2 separate regions of the Homo sapiens genome follow, and region 1 is linked to region 2. A link is a loop called in an ENCODE intact Hi-C map of the cell type or tissue named here. Cell type or tissue: right lobe of liver. All regions are shown on one strand. Each heading gives the region's core, and the rest is flanking DNA. Links, peaks and the distances in the headings are about the cores only. Region 1 overlaps LOC107987065 (a long non-coding RNA gene). Region 2 overlaps SHB (SH2 domain containing adaptor protein B).

Region 1 (16,361 bases), core at 7,027-9,526, 430 kb before region 2:
ACAAACCAGTATTGAATTTGGAAGCGATTCAGATCCTGCCTTTTTTTGGCTTTGTTTTTTTTTTGAAGGTGCTTTCCACTGATGTCCACTGGAGGGTACTGTGTACGTGTTTATAGGAGGCTCTGAACACAGAACTCAGCATCCGCGTGGCATGCAAACACTGAAGTAGAGAAACATGGACAAAGACATATCTACACACGTGTGCCTATGTTCAGACATATGGATGCACACAGACTCACAAATCATCACACACATAGCAGTCACACATATGCGGATAGATGTGTATATCTATATACAGTCATACGTCACTTAATACGGACGCGTTCTGAGAAAGGCGTCATTAGGCAATTTCCTCTTTGTGTGAACATCGTAGACTGAACTTACACAAACCTAGATGGCAGAGCCTACTACACACTGAGGCTGTACGGAATAGCCTATTGCTCCCAGGCTACAGACCTGTACAGCAGGTACTGTGCTGAACACTGTAGGCAATTGTAACACAATGGTAAGTATTTGTGTATCTAAGCATAGCTAAACATAAAAAAGGTACAGTGAAAATACCATATTATAATTTGGGCCACTGTCGCATATGTGGTCTGTCATTGATGGAAACTTCATTATGTGATACATGACTATGGAGGTACATAAACACGAGCAAGTACGCACGCAAACATGTACTCATGAATACAGTCACGGTGCCATAAAACACACACACAGAGGTGCACGAAGCACATATCCACATACATGGTAGATATGTTCAGATACACACAGGTTTACATAGGTTCATCTACACACACATACACATACACACACACACACACACACACACACGCACACAGACCATTAATCCATACATGCATGTAGCCGATTATCATTGGCAGACAAACAGCCACATGCAGAGTGTCATGAATACACATTCTGACATGCAGACTTAAGCATAAAAACATAGACATGCATCCGTGGCTAAACACCAACACGTGTGCACATACGTGTACTCCCTGGCCTGGGCCTTTGCTACTTCACTTGTTCAAAAAATGCAATCCCTTGAGGGATGATTAACACTGTGGTGTTTTCTAAAGAAAACAATGGAAATGTCAACTTCATTGTCCCTATAGAACTGTTTTATTTGTTAAATGTTAGTGAAAGGCATTTCTAATAATGTACTGAGTCTTTTAAGAGAAAAATAGTAGCCCTGCTCTGACAAAGCAGAAAACCCAAACCATAGTTTCGCAAACACCTAATTAACACATGGAAGGCTCAGAGCTACTCTAAAAGAGATTCTGTTTTTTTTTTTTAAAGTGGAGAAATTTCAGATTCAGATAAAACCAAAAAATTATGTGAAGTTGAAGAATTGTTAGGTCCAAACAAGTCCTTCCTTCTCAGAAAGGGTGATGATAAAGAAACATGGAGACTTTGCAAATGATTATCAGATGGCCAGGCCTGGAAATTTGCCTTTGATAAGACAAAGACATTAAAATAAAGGAAAACATGAAAGGAGAGAGAGAGAAAAGGGCCTATGAAAACAGTTGACTCTATAATAACATTGCAGAGCTGAGAAAAGTCAGCTGTCAGAAATGCATTCCGCTTGGCAGCCAAGCCCTGCCATGAAGTGCGAGTGGAGCACACTCCAGCAGAGGATCCAGGGGGTGTGAGCAGCTTTGCATGGACACACGCTGTTTATTGCTCGCCTCTCTTCACAGGATCCTCAGAAGGCAGGGGAGGATGCTCAGGGTCTGGGCAGGACACCCAGGTCCAAGTCCCATTTCTGCCACCCCCATAGCGGCTCCCTGCTCATCCCTGGGTCTCGGTCTCCCTAGGTATACAGTGAAGAAGTTGCCTTCTCTAATCGCTAAAGTTCCTTCCTCCTCTGACACTATCATTACCAGCTCCCTGCACCTCTGACACCCCACTGCCTCTGGTGACCGGAATCATTGCAAGTGGCTCTGTTTGTGCATTTAACAAAGTGCTGGTTCCAGCCCATCAGCTCAATACCAGCGAACAATAGCTCAGGAATAGATAAAAGGCATTCATCAGGCAGCCAGGCCCAATTATCATGTCACGCTGAATGAATGTATTTTAAAATCTTTTCTGACAAGAAAATGTTCCATGTAGGTACCTTCAAATTAGCTGGAAAATCCAGAAAATTTGCTATTAGGCCTTCTTTGAAGAACCTTTATTCCCCCCCACTGTTCCAGAGGAATTCCTTGGATATTATTAATTCCTTCCAAGAGTGTGACCTTGTGCCTCCTGCTGGGACTGAGACACTTTTCCTGTCTGCTCAACTCCACGGGAGCCATTGCAGATGACACACACATGGCCCGAATGGGAGATCACCTGTCCATCAATTTCAAGTGTCTGGGCGCTAGTGGAAATTCTGTTCAGTTTTGCTCCACCAGCATTTGCTGAGCATCTGTTGTGTGTCTATGAGCCCTGCAATAAGAGCTGAGTCCACCCAGCTCTTGCCCCTGAAGGGAGACTCCACTAAAGGGGGCATGCTTACAAACAGATCAGTGTCAGGGGGAGGTCATGTACCAGAGCTGAAAGCCAGACAGACTTCATTTTGAAGCCTGATTTCGTCACTGGCTGTGTAACTTTGGGCAGGGGACTTCACCTCTCTGAGTCTCACTTTCCTCACCTCCAGAATGGGGGAGAAGCACATAACTCTGGGGGTTGTTGTGAGGAGGGACAGTTTCAGGGGAGGCAGGCCATCCCTCCCTTTGACCCACATCGTGGTCAAGGCCTGGCACCCCAGCCTTTTCCCTGGCTCCCTGGGCTGAAGGGTTGTTTCTGACCTCTTCTCCACTCACAATACAGCAATCTTTCTGCGGCTTTATCTTCAGCTTCATGGTGCAGATGGTTCCATTTGGCTGTGGCCTGGGAGAAGAGATTTCTTTGGCATGGTGAGAAATTGTGTCAAATGTAGAGCTACCTGGAACTCGTGGCTCTGGTGTGGAGATCTGAAAAGGCAACGGCAAGCACTTGGTGGAAAAGAGACTGACTCAGGGTATTAATTCCCAAGTGAATACAGAACAATCTGCTTGCATCTTCATGTGACTGTGGGTTTGTGCAGGAGCAGTTGCTAACTATGGGAGATTTCTCATCAACCCACAGAATTCCAGGGCTGGAGGGGGATCTTAGAGGCCAGCTAGTTCTTGTTTTACAAGTGGGGAAACAAGTCCAGAGAGGGGAAGGGGCCTGCTCAACAGCAAACAGTGAGCCATGAACAAGTTGGGCCTGGATCCCAGATGTCCTGTGCCCTTGGCCTCTGTTCCTCTTTTGATCCTGCTGTGCCGCAGATCACCACCTAGAGGACTGGGATTGGGCTCCTCTTTCCAGCCTTCCTCCTGGCCCCAGTCCCCTTGGTTCTGCCCTGCCCGAGCCTACAGACTCTTCTTGTTCTCAGCCGTGGGACATCTCAGGTTCTTCAGTGCCTTAGTGTGGAGTTCCTGCCTCCACCAGCCCTGGGGACCCCCAGGCCTCAGGAGAAGTCCACACATTCCCACTGGCACCTCTTCAGTGGGATTACTCCCAACTAGTCAAAGTTGGGCTTTGTGGATGATGGAATCACAGAGTGAAGATTTGACTCTAAGTTAGCCCTCCATGAAAGGGGGAGCAATTACACCAAGAACAGATAAGTGGTTCATGCCTGCCATCCCAGTGCTTCAGGAAGCCAAGGCAGGAGGATGGTGTGAGGCCGGGTGTTTGAGACAGCCTGGGCAATACAGTGAGATTCCATCTCTACAAACAAATTTTTAAAAATTAGCTACTCAGGAGGCTGAGGCAGGAGACTTACGTAAGCCCAGGAGGTTGAGGCTGCAGCAAGCAGTGATCGCACCACTGCACTCTGGCCTGGGTGACAAAGCGAGATCCTGTTTCAAAAAAAAAAAAAAGCACATCCTCACTGTGGCTCTCCCTCCATCCTGCCTCCCTCCCATGCACCTCACATCTCTGGACTGTACTCCCTCGGCTGTGTTGACTCTGCTTTCTGGAGGACGTAGCAGGGACACTTTGTTCTCCCCGCATCAGAAAGGTTATCCTGAATCATTCATCTCACACCATTGTACCCCCAGATCACAGAGACGTTGTGATCCAGAGGAGGGCTCAGGGTCCCAGCCAGGCAGATCTGAGTGCTGGCCCCACCCCCGGCTGGCTCTGTAGACTGAGGAGGTTGCAGAGGTGGATACTGGGGGGCAGCTTGCTCAGCACCCTTCTGCACTGCTGGTTGGAGAGGCTGGAGAGCTGACCTTGTGTTTTCTGTGTTCTCCCCACTCTCATGCAGCTAGGGCCCTGGGGCATCAAGTAGACACACTCCTGTGAGGTCTGCAAAATGCAAGTGAGTCAGGGGTCACCTTCCTTTCTGTCTCCTTGGCTGTTCCCAGCAGTGGGCAAGGCTGAGGTTTTCCTGTGGCAATGACCCAGTGTCTGTTACCCACATCCCTGGAGCAGTCACAGTGGCAGAATAGTCTGAATGCTTCCTCTGCACATTCCTGGTCAGAGTGAAATGAACAAAGTCCTATCTGGAGAAAGTACCAGGCAACACATGCTCAATTAGTAACTAGGAGGATGCAGATAGATGTTTTCCTTTTCCTAAGGAACCGCAGCTGAACTGGCCCTATGACTAGGGTGACTGCAAAAGTAAACACGAGCCACTTATCCCTTTTTTCTAAGAGACGGAGTCTTGCTGTGTTGCCCAGGCTGGAGTGCAGTGATACAATCATAAGCTCACTGCAGCCTCGACCTCCTGGGCTCATGTAATACTCCTGCCCCGCCTCCCAAGAAGCTGGGACTACCAGGACGTGCCACCATGCTTGGTTAATTTTTAAATTTTTTGTAGAGATGGGATCTCACCATGTTGAACTCCTGAGCTCAAGCCATCCTCCTGCCCTGGCCTCCCAAAGTGCTTGGATTGAAGGCATGAGCCACCACGCCCAGCTGATGCTTTAAAAATCTTAACTAAACCTGAACCTGCTTCCTCTGAGCCTCGTGCTTCACCCTTTACGAAGTGCTTTCTCACGCATGACCTCATGTGCCCCTCTGTTCAGCTGGGAGGTAGCAAGGGTGGGGAAGGATCACCATTCCCATTTCCAGAAGAGGCAGCATCAAGCAGGACCAGTGGAAGGTGCTGGGGTCAAGGTGTCAGGCCGAGCTGAGTATCAGCTGCATGAGGACCTGGGAAGGGGTGCTAGGGCCAACAATCCCAGAGCCCAGGTGTGGACTAAAGAGTCATCCAGACTAAGATACCCCTCATGTGCCTTTTACTACTTCTCTGCTTCCATAGAAACCTGGAGACTTGGGGATTATCTGTGGGGAGGTTCTAGCTTCCCTCCCACCTTCATAACCACACAGGGCCTGGGGACCAGCTTCATGTCAACAAGCCAGACAGTGGAATCTTCACTGCCAGTGCTGTCCAGTGAGGTGGGGTGGGCTCTCTTTGATCTGGGTTCACATGAGTGCGGGAGGAAGAGAAACAAGGCTGGCAAGGCGGGTTGCAGTGAAAGGCCTTGATGACAAATAAAGCAGCTTCGTATGACCTTGCAGGAGGGGGGAAGAGAAGAGTTTAAAACCTTGTGACCTCTAGGTAAGCTGCATGTTGGGAAGGGCACAGATGAGATGAAATCCATCCATCAAACAACCACTCAGTGAGCAGCAAGTCCAGATGGGGCCTGTGCCAGGGTGGGCCAGCACACAACAAGTGGGAGACCAGGAGAAGTCTCTAAAGCAGAAGGAAGAGACCAGTACCCAGGCTCTGGGCCAGGCACAGGCTGTTCACAGCTGGATGTCTCCACCTCAGACTGTATCTTTCGAGGCAACACCTTCAGAGGCAGCCCCAGAGGTCCACAGCTGCCAGCTTCCTCCTGTCTCTCTTGTAAACACAGATGTTTTATTACCTTGTCAAAGGAACGCTCTTACAGCTTGCCTTGGGGAAAACAGAAATTCAGCCCCTTCAGCCTCCTGAAAAACTGCCATTGTGAGGTCTCTGACTTGAACACAAAACTGCCGCCTTCTCTTCTTTGAAAGCAGAGGAGGGCCTCCCGTCTTAGGCCTCAGTTCCTTTAGATGGGAAAGGTAGGAGTTGGATAAGAAGAACCTCTTCCTTACAGTTTACCAGGTTATCTCCCCACTGGACTGGGGCCTGACGGCCTGGGCTGTGTCTCCCAGAGCACCTGCCAAGGTGTAGGCTCTCAAGACACGTTTGTGAATGAATGAATGAATGAATACATACATACCTGAGAGTGCCTTTTTGCTGTGTTGTCTTGGGATTTCAAAGCAGCCTGTGAAACACAACTCGAGTTGCCCTCCACCCACTGGAGGTGAAATTTGGTGGCTGCTCCAGGGTTTCAGGCTCTTCTTGCCACCAGGTTTAGGGTTGGCCATGAACTTCCCGCGAGTTATTTCAGATCAGGGACAGAGAGGGCTGGGGCTGCTCCCAAAGGACACATATTTCTCAAGGACAATTGAATCCCTCAATTCACACAACAGCTGCTGTCTGGTTTGATGCCCACTTCCCATCACATTCTAAATAATGATCCAGAAACCCCTGTTCCTGGGACCCAGTGAAGAATGACTGCTGAGGGCAAAGGGCAGCCTCAACTTAGCCTCTTGATGGCTGCCTCAGAAAGGCAGCTGGGATGCAGGAGAAAGAAGTAGACATTGAGCTGGGTGGATATGGATCTGTCTGACCCACCCCTGTAACTTTGGGATGCAGGCAAGTTCCTGGACCTCTCTGTCACTCAGTTTCCTCTTCTGTAAGACAGGAGGATTAATATGGATCCTGGGAACTGTAGGCTCAGAGTGCAAGAAGTGCTTGGTTAAGCTGGGTTCCTGTCCCTGGTTACAGCTCCCTCTAGTCACTGAGGGACCTTGGCAGAGTCCCTGAGCATCTGCAGAGCAGACCTCATCATATCCACCTCATGGAGCTGCAGTGAGGGTTAAATGAGATGATTTACATAAAAAGATTTGTAAACTGAGAAGTTTGTGCAACTCAATGGGCCTAATACTGTATTTTTAAAATATCTTCAAACAAGATGACTACATGTTCTACTAAATCGAAAGTGTGTTGGCCTGACTGTGGAGGTGATTTGAGTCCAGACCTGTGAGTTAAGTCACTTTCTCTCAATAAGTCAATGGCTGGAGCGTAGGGCATGTAGTGATAGTGGGAATTTGGGACAGTGGTGATTAGGGTGATAGGAGCTGATGCTAGAAAAACGGTGAATTAAGACAAACAGTTTTAGGCTTTATCCAGTAGGCAATGTGAAACATGGAAAGTCTTTCAGTGGGAGCAAGAAATGATCAGAACTGGCAAATGGAACATTCTAGTGGCCTGCATGGAGGATGGATTGGGGAGGGTGAAACTGGGGCCAGGGCAACTGATGCACAGTTATCCTGAGGTCCAGGAGAGGGATGGCAAGGCTGAAACAAGGTCTGTGTGACTCCGAGGTCCAGGCCTCACTCGTTAATTGAATATAGGATGGGAGACTTTTTACTAAGTGCAATGCTGAGGATAAGAGTATTAACCTTTTGTAGGAGGGGTTAAATGTCATGAGCAGGAGACAAGCATTGGTTGAGCATTGCTTCACCCCAGCCTCCCAGAAGGCCCCTCTCTGGCTTGGTAATGATTTCTTTGAAGTTACTAAACATGAACAGATTTGTACTTTGCTCTACTTGTTTGAGTGAATGTTTTTATTTAGGCCTTTATTTTTAAGGCCACTTTCTTCCATTTAAGGGGGCCAATGGCTTCCATCATGGAAGTAGCACTTTCTCCCCATAAGAAATGAAAATCCTGCAGGCCCTGGGTGGATGACTGGGTCTCTTTGTGGGGTGGTTTGAGCAAGGGAGCAGCAGGATAATGTCCGTGGGGCCAAGGCTGACCCCAGCCTCACTTTTGTCAATATATTCCCCCTGGTGTCCTCAATCCTGGCTCTCTGACGACTGGAGTCAATATCTACTTTAATGTGTTTTGGTCTCATTAACATGGACTGGATTAACCAGCCCGCATGGGCTTTTCAATTAGGAAGATAAATTTCTGACAGTGTTTACAAAGGGATTAGATACCTGCTTAGCATGTGACAGGCCTTGCCTTCTCTTCCTCCCTCCTTCTCCCCCTCCCTCCCTCCATCTCTTCCTCTCTTTTCTCCTTTGCTCTCTCCCTCATTCCCTCCCTCCCTCCCCTTCCTTCTTCCTCTCCCTCTTTCTTCCCTGTGTTCCATGAATGAATGGGCTTACTCTGTTTCCCTTTTAGGGATTGCTATGGTTTGGATCTGTGTCCCCACCAAATCTCATGTTGAATTTTCATACCTAATGTTGGAGGTGAGCCTGGTGGGAGGTGATTGGGTCATTAAGTTGGATTTTTTGTGATGGCTTTTCTGTCCTTCAGTCCCAAAGGTCATCTCAGAGCAGCAGCAGCAGCAGCAGCAGCAGCAGCAGCAGCAGCAGCAGCAGACAAGCTTTGAGGGGCCCAAAAAGCAGGCCTAGCACCGTCCCCTTGGTGCTGTTCTCGCGATAGTGAGTGAGTTCTCCTGAGATATCTGTTCATTTAAAAGCGTGTGGCACCTCTACCCTGTCTCTTGCTGGCTTCTCCTCCCACTGTGTGACGTGCCTGCTCCCCCTGTGCCTTCTGCCATGATTGTAAGTTTCCTGAGGCCTTCCCTGAAGCTGAGCAGATGCCAGCATCCTGCATCCTGTAAAGCCTGAAGAACTGTGAGCCAATGAAACCTCTTTTCTTTATAAAATACCCTGTCTCATGTATTTCTTTATAGCAATGCAAGAATGGCCTAATACAGGGATATTTGGCTAGATGGGCTGGTATGAGTAGACATGTGATTAATATCATTTAACCATCCTAGGTGACATCATTCCAGCTGCCCAGCTCTACTCCAGCCTTTGCTTGCACACCTCCAGCCCCTGAAAGCTCACTACCTCAGGGGCCAGCCCATGTCACTGACCACAAGAAGGCTCTTCCCTGAGCTGAGCTGCCACCTGCCCCCCAAAAGAGTTCCATCTCATGTGCTAGGCCTGCTTTCTGGGACCTCTCAAAGCTTGTCTGCTGCTGCTGCTGCTGCTCTGAGATGACCTTTGGGACTGAGAGACAGAGATCTCATGCCTCCCGGGGGTCTCCCTCTGTGCTGGACAGCGCACCCCTCTCAATGTCTCATCCTTTGCAAGGAGGCACCATTTGCGTCATACAGTCACATGTGTATAGTTTCCATCATGCTATAAATAGCCTTTTGTGCTCCTTTTTTAAATTAAAAATACATTGTAAACATTGTTCCACATGCTATGCCTAATCCTCAAAACACAACTACCCTTTTAAGCACTTCAGGGTATTCTGTGTGGAACCTCATGGATGGCTTCCCCATCTTCCACTGACGCATGCATACCTCGCTTTTCAAATGTTTTCACGGCATCTTTGTTGATTTGGCGTTTTCCTCCTGTTGAATAATCTCCTCAGGAGAAATTCACATTAGTGAGATGCCTGGATCATTTATCTTGATTTGACTTTTGGTACATATTATTAGATCGCCTTGCAAAATGTCTGCTACAGGATAAGTTTTACCTCCCCAGCGGAGTGTATCACTTCAGCTAGAAACTCATTTTAATATACATATTTTTTTATTTTGTGGGAATAAAGCCATCTCGAGGTTGTTTTAATTTGATATCTTGCACCGAGGATTAAAGAAAAGTAAAGCAAAAGAGGGGGGAAAGACATTTTTCTTTGTGTTGGATTGTTATTTGTCTTTCTCCGGTGTGAATTGTCTGTTTGAACCCTTTGCTCATTTACATATTGGGGTATTGATGTTTTGCTTACAAATTCCAGTGAGCTCTTGAATTAAACCTTAGTCTGTCCTTAGACTAAGGTTTCTCCCTAGAACTTTCACTTTTATTTTAATCATGTTGCTCTTCCTGTTTTCTGCCTGGGGGAGCCCACCATTTAGGACTAGAAGACAAGCTTGGGCACTGACTGCCCAGCTCCTACAACTGGCACCACCGAGGTCCCAAAGAAGAATATTAATAAAAGCACTGTACTGGATGCTCTGGGTATATCTCTTCTACTCCTCAAAGTAACCCTGACAGGACATTGTGCCTATGTTACAGATGTGGAAACAGGCTCAGAGGGGTGGCGCGTGTGCTGCAGGTCTCACAGCAGGCACACCAGAGGTGGTGCAGGTAAGCATTGTCTCTGGGTTTGTTATCCTTTTCCACAATACCAGCAGCCTGCGGAGGAGTAAGAAAACATCTGCTGCCAACATCTCCAGGTTTGTGACTTCAAACTCCCCTGGCAGAGGAGGGAACTACCATATTTGGGGACAATTTACATCAAATTACCATGCACCAGCCAACAGCTGCCGCCTGGAGCGGGAGGCTGGCTGCACAGAGCCATCACATTTATACACATGATAATGAAAACCCGCACGCGGGCCTCCACGTTCTCCCATAAATATGGTCATTATGATCTTGTTGGCATTGCTTGTTGAATTCCATCTTGCAAATTGTTTCCTGGTTGCCTAGGGGAGCTGACTTGGGCTCTTCTCAGTCTCCTTTCCTCTAGACATGACAGTGTTTGGGGTTTGCCCACTGTCCTCAGACCATCCTCTGGCACAATTCTCAGGACAGCCTCCACCCCATGCTATGAGCAGTCAGCAAGTTCCCACTGTGTGCACCATGCGTGGGACTGATTGCAGAGAGCCGCAGAGCTGAGAGGGCTCTCAGGGCAGCTGACAGGCCCACTCCTGCATTTTACAGACTGACAGGATACAGGACAGGAGTGGGGTCAAAGTCCAAGATTAAAAAGGACCCTTTGCATACCCTCCCTGTGCTGAACCCTGGAAGGGTAGCACACAAACCTCCCCAGGGCACCCAGGGCTTAGGCAGGCCATGGCTCAAAGTCCGCACTGTAAATAATAGAAATCTTTCTCAGCTAGCTGGAGGACAGGGAGTGGCAGTGAGGAGATTTGTTACAAGGAATCTCATGAAATCCAGGGGCTAAATTGGGCCACATCTCCAGAAGGACTAGAAACAGGAAGTGGAAAGCCAATAGGAAAGCAAGGCACCCTCTTCAGCTCTTGTCTGCTTCCCTCTGCAGAGGGACTCCGATCTCCTGTCTTTGAATGAACATCCCCTGTTCCTCCCTGTACGTGGTAGAACATGGACACCCCAAGTGTCATGTTTCTATGTGACAAGTCCAGCCATCCACAGGGTGGCTGTCTCCGGCGTCCCAATTCTAAATTACCAAAGAACTGAAGAATGGGCTCTAACGGGCTCATCTTGGGTCAGGTGCTTACTTCTGGTGCCATCACCTGTAGCCAAGAGGGTCAGCTCAGCTTCTAACACATGGCAGCTGACAGCCCATCCTTGTGGGCAGGACTGCAAGATTACAAGGAAAGGGAGCTGAGAAGATGACCAAATTGGCTTCTGCCATACCTTCAGCCTAGTACTATTTTTGAGACACGGTCTCTCTATGTTGCCCAGGCTGGTCTTGAACTCCTGGGCTCAAGGATCCTCCTTCCTTGGCCTCCCAGAGTGCTGGGACTACAGGCATGTATTAGTTCATTCTCACGCTGCTAACAAAGACATATCCAAAACTGGGTAATTTATAAAGGAAAGAGGTTTAATTGACTCACAGTTCAGCATGGCTGGGGAGGTCTCTGGAAACTTACCATCATGGCAGAAGGGGAAGCAAACATATTCTTCTTCACATGGCAGCAGGAAGGAGAATGAGTGCTGAGCAAAGGGGTAAAAGTCCCTTATAATACTATCAGATCTCTTGAGAACTCACTCACTATCATGAGAACAGCAGCATGGGGGTAACTGCCCCCATGATTCAATTACCTCCCACCAGGTCCCTCCAACAACATGTGGGGATTATGAGAACTACAATTCAAAATGAGATTTGCATGGGGACACAGCCAAACTATATGAAGGCATGAGCCACCACACCTGGCCTAGCACTTTTTTAATAATTAAAAATTTTCCTGAGATAACTGTAGAATCACATGCAGTTGTAAGACAGAATGCAGAGAGAACTCTTATGCACTTTGCCAAGTTTCCCCTCAATGGTGACATTTTGCAAGACCATAGTATAATATCACAATCAGAATATTGATATTGATAAAAGCCACACATCTCATTCAGATTTCACCAGTTTTACTTGTACTCAATTGTGTGTGTGTGTTAAGTTTTACACAATCTTATCCCCTGGGTAGATCTTTGTATGGGATACAACCACACCATAGTCAAGATATTGAACGGTTCCAACACCACCAAGATTCCTTGTGTAGCCCTTTGTGGTAAGCTGAATAATGCAACTACCACTATCCCCCAAGAGATACAGGTCCTAATCCCTGGAATCTGTGAATGTTATAGGGACTTTGCAGATGTACTTAAGTTAAGGATCTTCAAAGGGGGAGATGATGCTGCTGGATTATCCAGGTAGGCCCTAAAAGTAATCACAGGGGTTCTTGTGAGAGGGAGGCAAGAAGGTCAAAGCAGGAAGTAAGAAATGTGATGATGGATGCAAGAGGCTAAGGTGATGCAAGGAAGAGGTCATGAGTCAAAGAATGCAGACGGCCTCATGAAGCTGAAAAAGGCAAAACACAGGTTTCCCCCTGGAGTCTTCAGTGGGACTGCGGCCCTGCCAACACCTTGACTTTAGCCCAGTGAAACTAATTTTGGACTTCTGATCTCCAGAACTGAGAGAGAATACATTTGTATTGCTTTAAGGCACTAAGTTTGTGGTCATTTATTACAGAAGAAATTAGAAATTAATATACCCTTTTATGAAGAATTCAGCAAAGTTTTTGGATACAAAATCAATGTATACAAATCAGTAGCTCTTCTATACACCAGCAATGACCAAGCTGAGAATCAAATCAAGAACTCAACTCCTTTTACAATAGCTGCAAAAATAAAATAAAATACTTAGGAACATACCTAACCAAGGAGGTGAAAGACCTCTGCAAGAAAAACTACAAAACACTGCTGAAAGAAATCACAGATGAAACAAATGGAAACACATTCCATGCCCATGGATAGGTAGAATCAATATTGTGAAAATGACCATACTGCCAAAAGCAATCTACAAATGCAACACAATTCCCATCAAAATACCACCATCATTCTTCACAGAATTAGAAAAAAAAATCCTGAAATTCATATGGATGAAAAAAGAGCCCACATAGCCAAAGCAAGACCAAGCAAAAAAGAACAAATCTGGAAGCATCACATTACCTGATTTCAAACTATACTATAAGGCCATATTCACCAAAACAGCATGGTACTGGCATAAAAATAGGCACATAGACCAATGGAACAGAATATAGAACTCAGAAATAAACCCCAATACTTACAGCCAACTGATATTTGACAAACCAAACGAAAACATAAAGTGGGGAAAGGACACCCTATTCAACAAATGGTACTGGGATTGGCAAGCCACATGTTGGAGAACGAAACTGGATCCTCATCTCTCACCTTATACAAAAATCAACTCAAGATGGATCAAGGACTTAAAGACCTAAAACTATGAAAATTCTGGAAGACAACATTGGAAAAACCCTTCTAGACATTGGCTTCGGTAAGGATTTCATGACCAAGAACTCCAAAGCAAATGCAATAAAAACAAAGGTAAATAGCTGGGACTTCATTAAACTAAAGCACTTTTGCATGGCAAAGGGAACAGTCAGCAGTGTAAACAGACAACCCACAGAGTGGGAGAAAATCTTCACAATCTATTCATCTGACAAAGGACTAATATCTGGGATCTACAACAAACTCAAACAAATTAGCAAGAAAAAAACAAACGATCCCATCAAAAAGTGGGCTAAGGACATGAATAGACAATTCTCAAAAGAGGTTATACAAATGGCCAACAAACATATGAACAAAATGCTTAACATCACTAATGATCAGTGAAATGCAAATCAAAACCACAATGTGATATCACCTTACTCCCGCAAGAATGGCCATAATAAAAAATAATAGATGTTGGCGTGGATACAGTGAATAGGGAACACTTCTACACTGCTGGTGGGAATGTAAACTACAACCACTATGGAAAACAGTATGGAGATTCCTTAAAGAACGAAAAGGAGAACTACCATTTGAGTTAACAATCCAACTGCTGGGTATCTACCCAGAGGGAAAGAAGTCATCATATGAAAAAGATACTTGCACATGCATGGTTATAACAGCACAATTCACAATTGCAAAACATAGAACCAACCTAAATGCCCATCAATCAATGAATGGATAAACTGTTGTATTATACACACACACACACACACACACACACACACACACACATATATATATTCCATCATATATATATGATGGCATACTACTCAGCTATAAAAGGGAATAAATTAATGGCATTCACAGTGACCTGGATGAGATTGGAGACTATTATTCTGAGTGAAGTAGCTCAGGAATGGAAAACCAAACACTGTATGTTCTCACTCATACGTGAGAGATAATCTATGAGAAAGTAAAGGCATAAGAAAGACACAGTGGACTTTGGGGACTCAGAGAGAAAGGGTGGGAAGGTGGTGAGGGATAAAAGAGCACAAATTGGATGCAGTGTATACTGCTCGGGTGATGGATCCACCAAAATCTCACAAATCACCACCAAAGAACTTACTCACGTAACCGAACACCACCTGTTTCCCAATAACCTATGGGAATAAAAAATTAATAAAAAAGAAATTAATATACCCTTTTATGACTGCACCCACCTCCATCCCAGCACCTGCCCTCCCCAGCAACCACTAATGTGTCTTCAATATCTAAAATTTTACCATTTCATAAATGTTATATAAATGGAATCATACATATGTAACATTTTGGAATTTGCTAGAGAGGGCCAAGAAGGGCCTCTGGAGCTCCAGAGAGAGAGAGATTGGGTTGGAGATGCAGGTTCAGAGGTGATGGTGTCCCATGGCTACAGGAGCCCAAGGGTGGCTGAGATTACCCAGACAGAGAAGGAGGAGGGACAGCAGGTGGGGCTGTCAACATTTAGGGGATGAACAGAGAAGGAAGATCCTGGGAAGGACACTGAGAAGGATCAGTTGGAAAGGGGGGTCGTCACAGGACTCACTGGTAGGGCTCAATGCTTGGTGGCCATGACATTTACTAGGGAGGACAGGGCATTCCTGACAATGCTGCCTTCTATGGGGTACATCCTGTGTGCTTGGCCCTGCTCTGTGCCCCGCTCAGTTCTTACCTCACCACCTGTGAGATAGGTTTTTCATTTTGTATTGTTTTGTTTTGTTTTTGAGACAGGGTCTCACTCTCTCAGCCAGGATGGAGTATAGTGGCGTGATCAGAGCTCACTGCAGCCTTGACCTCCTGGGCTTAAGCAATCCTCTTGCCTCAACCTCCCATGTAGCTGGGACCACAGGCACGTGACGGCATGCTTGGCTAATTTTAAAAAATTTTTTGTAGACAAGGTCTCATTATGTTGCCCAGGCTGCTCTTGAATTCCTGAGCTCAAGCAATCCTCTCCTCTATCTTGGCCTCTCAGGGTGCTGGGATTACAGGTGTGAGCCACTGCATCTGGCTGAGATAGGTATTATTACATCAATTTAGGTGAGAAGACCGGGGCTCTGAGTGGTGAAGGGACCTGCCAAGGACACCTGGCTGGTAAGTGGCAGAGTTGGGAATGGAACCTGGGCTGTCTCTCTGGGCTCTGGTGATTGTGTGTTAAACTCTTCTGAGTCAGAGAGAGTGGGGGCAAAAGAATAGGAGTTGGAATGAATTGGCTTGGACAAGTGCATGGGCTGGGGTGCTGAGGAAGAGGGCGTGGATCTGAGCCACAGCCTGCTGGCATCTGTGGAGAGGACAGCACTGGGGGTGGGAGGAGGGGGAAAGGGGAATGTAGGGCATTGTTGAAAGAGGAGCTAGTCCAGAGGAAGAGGCTGCAGACTAAGGAGAGACAGACAGACAGACAAGAAGCCTGGAAGAGTGGGAGCCAGAACCCAAGGGGCTGAAGGGCCAGCCCTGCACCTGGTGAAGGATGCACGTTAACAAGAGGGCCCCTTCTGGGGCTCCCTCCCTTTTCCTAGGTCTCCCCTTAAAAGAGGGGAACTGGCTCCTCCCAAGGCTCCTTTGCCCCTTCTCTGAGCTATCCACACCCCCCTTGTTGCCTGGTGAGGAGCAGCAGGGGATTCTAAACAAAGACATCAGGGAACTGGAACAAGAATGGATCATAACCATCCCAGCGCCTGCCAAGTCCCCCACCCCTCACACACACACCCCTGGGCTCCCGCAAACACTCCCTGGCTCAGGCCCAGCGCGGGGCCTTCTGGTGAGAACCCCTCCCTGGGAGTGCAGCCTTCTGGGCCGCTTTCTTCTCAGTAGGACTGAGCTGT
Region 2 (2,500 bases), core at 1-2,500:
GCCTGACTCCCTTCAATTCCGCACAAACTTCCCTGTTTGCCTCCACCCTGTTGGAAGCAAGTACATGTCTGTGGGGGTGGAAGGGCCCTTCCCCATGCCAAGCATAGAGGCAGTGCTCCCAGGGATCAGAGTGTGAGCACTCGCTGCCCTGCTCCCCAAGGCCAAGGGACCTGCGACACCTCCCTCACCTGAGAATTATCTGGCAACTGATGGTTGAGTGCACTTTAAATGCACAAGCTCATTCTGTCTCTCCTTCCAACAACCTGGCCCAGGAATCTTCGCACAATGTAAGATTTAAATGTTTAAAATGGCCCAACAGCTTTGTGCCACATTCTTTGGGGTAATGGAAAATAAAGTCATAAGAAAGAGTAGGGGTAAAAAATAGCAAAATAAAATAGCCCAACAAGAAGAAAAGACGCAGCCACTTAGAGCCTGAGTAGGGAGGGGCAGGGCCAGCGCTCACATTACCCCTTCAAGAAGACCATGATTTTGCAAGGGAACTTGTCTCACTTTCATGTTTTATTTAGGCCTGGGCAGGGGACACTGGGCGGCTGAGTGGCCTCAGGAATAAGTCCTTTCCAAATCCTAAGGGAAGAGGGCTCTGGTGCATTCTTCCCTGTGGCCTCCCTGGGGGAGACTTTCTGATTTGAAAAGCGTGTGCCTGTGTACTCACCTCATAGGGATGACCCTCCGGAAGCTCCCCAGTCCTTCCCACTCTGCCAGTTCTCACTGGCTCGTCCTGGGACTGTTGCTGACTGGAGAAAGCATCCACTGTATCCAGCCTCAGAGTGGGCAGCTTCTCCCTTTGCTGGGCTGCAGTCAGGGACAAGGTCGACCAGCCACCAGCCTGCCCTGGGAAGCTTACGTCTGGAGGGGAGGATGCATGGGGCCTCATTGCCCCGGCTCTGGGCAGACCCTGGTGGGCGGGTGGATGGATGGATGGATGGATAGATGGGTGGATGGGTGATGGGCACAGTGCCCCAGCTGTGTGCCAGGCATGTATGTGTGCCCAGAGGCCAGAGGGGGCTAAGGCTCAGCCTGCTGAGAAACATCACAATGGGCTGACAGGATTCTTAACCTCCAGTTCTCACCAAGCTGCAGGGAAGCCAGATCTTGGGGCAGAAAGAGGCCAACGGGTAGCTGAGCAGAGGAAGATGAGGCTGTGGTGGGAGCTTCAGGGCCTTGAATGCCAGGCTTTGGAGTTCAACAAACATAGGTTCAAATCCTAGCCCTACCATGTCCCATGAGACACAATTTTCCTGAGCCTCAGTTTTCCCATCTGTAAACAGTGATCATTCTAACAACTTAAAGTTGTTTGCTCTACAGTTTAAATGAGATAATATGTGGCAACAGCTCAGCTCAGAGCCCAGTACCCAGTAGGGGCTCTTGAAGTACTGGGTGTTGTTATATCTGTTTTGGCCATGGGGAGCCTTAGATGGTTTTGACCTGAGGGCTAATGTTCTGGGGACATCTGGGTCAGGACAGCAGCTCCCCATGCACCTTTCAAGCTAAGGTAAACCAGAAATCCCCTCTGTGTCTGGAGTCCTGTAACTGGGTCCCACACATTAGTCCCAAAGGCCAATTTCCATCCTTCTCCTGCATAAATATTATATGCAAGTATTTTTAAGTCATTTCATCATGAAAAGAAGCGATTTAACATAACTATTACCCAGGATTCTTCATGAAATATGCATCAAGCAATTAGGTCTAAAAGCGAGAGGTGAGGCCTCGCACCCTGCTCGGCGGCCGGCAGCTGCAGGCTGAGTAATGTTTTATTAAAGCCCGTGATTGCGCTGCAAGGTGGGGCCTGTTATTAGCCCTGCGTGCCCGGCACATTTGATAATCCTGATGATGAGGAGGTGCTTTTTGTGATGATAATGAGCGATCTGAACGCCTGTGACAGCTCCAGCACCCCGGCCTCTGCCAGCCTTACAAGACTCATTAGACAGGTCACCCACCAGAGACACCTCTCATTGTGACTTTGCCCTCGCAAGATGTCCTATCAAAGGAGATGTGGCTGATGCAGGAGCTTGGCAGGCATAGCAGCCTGTTGAAGCTCCCCGGGGGCAATGCCCTCCCTGAACGACGATGGTGCTGATGACGGTGCCGAGGTGTGGAAGCCCATGCTGCCTTGAAGAAGGGTGGGAGGAGATGTGGCTCGGAGCCCGGCTCAGCTGGCTCGGGATGCGGGGCCGGGGCTCTGGGTTCACCTGCAGCCTGCCTTGCTGTGCGCCTTGGGCCAGGGTAGTGTACTCTCTGGCCTCAGTTTCCTCCACGGTACCCCAGGGGAGTGAGAGGTGACCCCCAGGCTGCTTGCAGCTCAGAATACATGCTGCCTGGAGCAGCCATACTCCTTGCCTGATGAACCCCTCTGTTCTCCACAGAAGTGCTCATGCTTCCTTTGCTCATGCTCGCGTCTCCTTTTGTGTGAAGGTGGGAGTCACTGAAGCCACTCCTGGCAGCTGCTTTTAAATCTTCAACTGTTAGATGGCATCTCCCT

The links. Peaks named below come from ENCODE experiments on the same cell type or tissue, not always from the same donor. Only the 100,000 strongest peaks of a DNase experiment are listed, where the experiment ranks them.
Region 1: a loop joins it to region 2, with 2.7 times the contacts of the local background. A loop is called at or near these places in 80 of 110 quality-filtered maps.

The regions. Positions count from the first base shown.
Region 1 is chr9:38,346,946-38,363,306 of GRCh38, reverse strand. The region is part of intron 1 of LOC107987065 (a long non-coding RNA gene); the gene reads right to left. LOC105376040 (a long non-coding RNA gene) reads left to right here. Exons shown (of 4, transcript XR_929605.1): 4 at 8,375-8,414. Among named protein-coding and RNA genes, the nearest start is that of ALDH1B1, 38 kb to the left of the region's middle. In right lobe of liver, for the core only: no CTCF peak of the experiment used is centred there; no DNase peak of the experiment used is centred there.
Region 2 is chr9:37,923,579-37,926,078 of GRCh38, reverse strand. All of the region lies in intron 5 of SHB (SH2 domain containing adaptor protein B), which reads left to right. Among named protein-coding and RNA genes, the nearest start is that of SLC25A51, 21 kb to the right of the region's middle. RefSeq lists enhancers at 2,473-2,500, 2,268-2,500. In right lobe of liver, for the core only: no CTCF peak of the experiment used is centred there; no DNase peak of the experiment used is centred there; H3K27ac peaks cover 194 bases.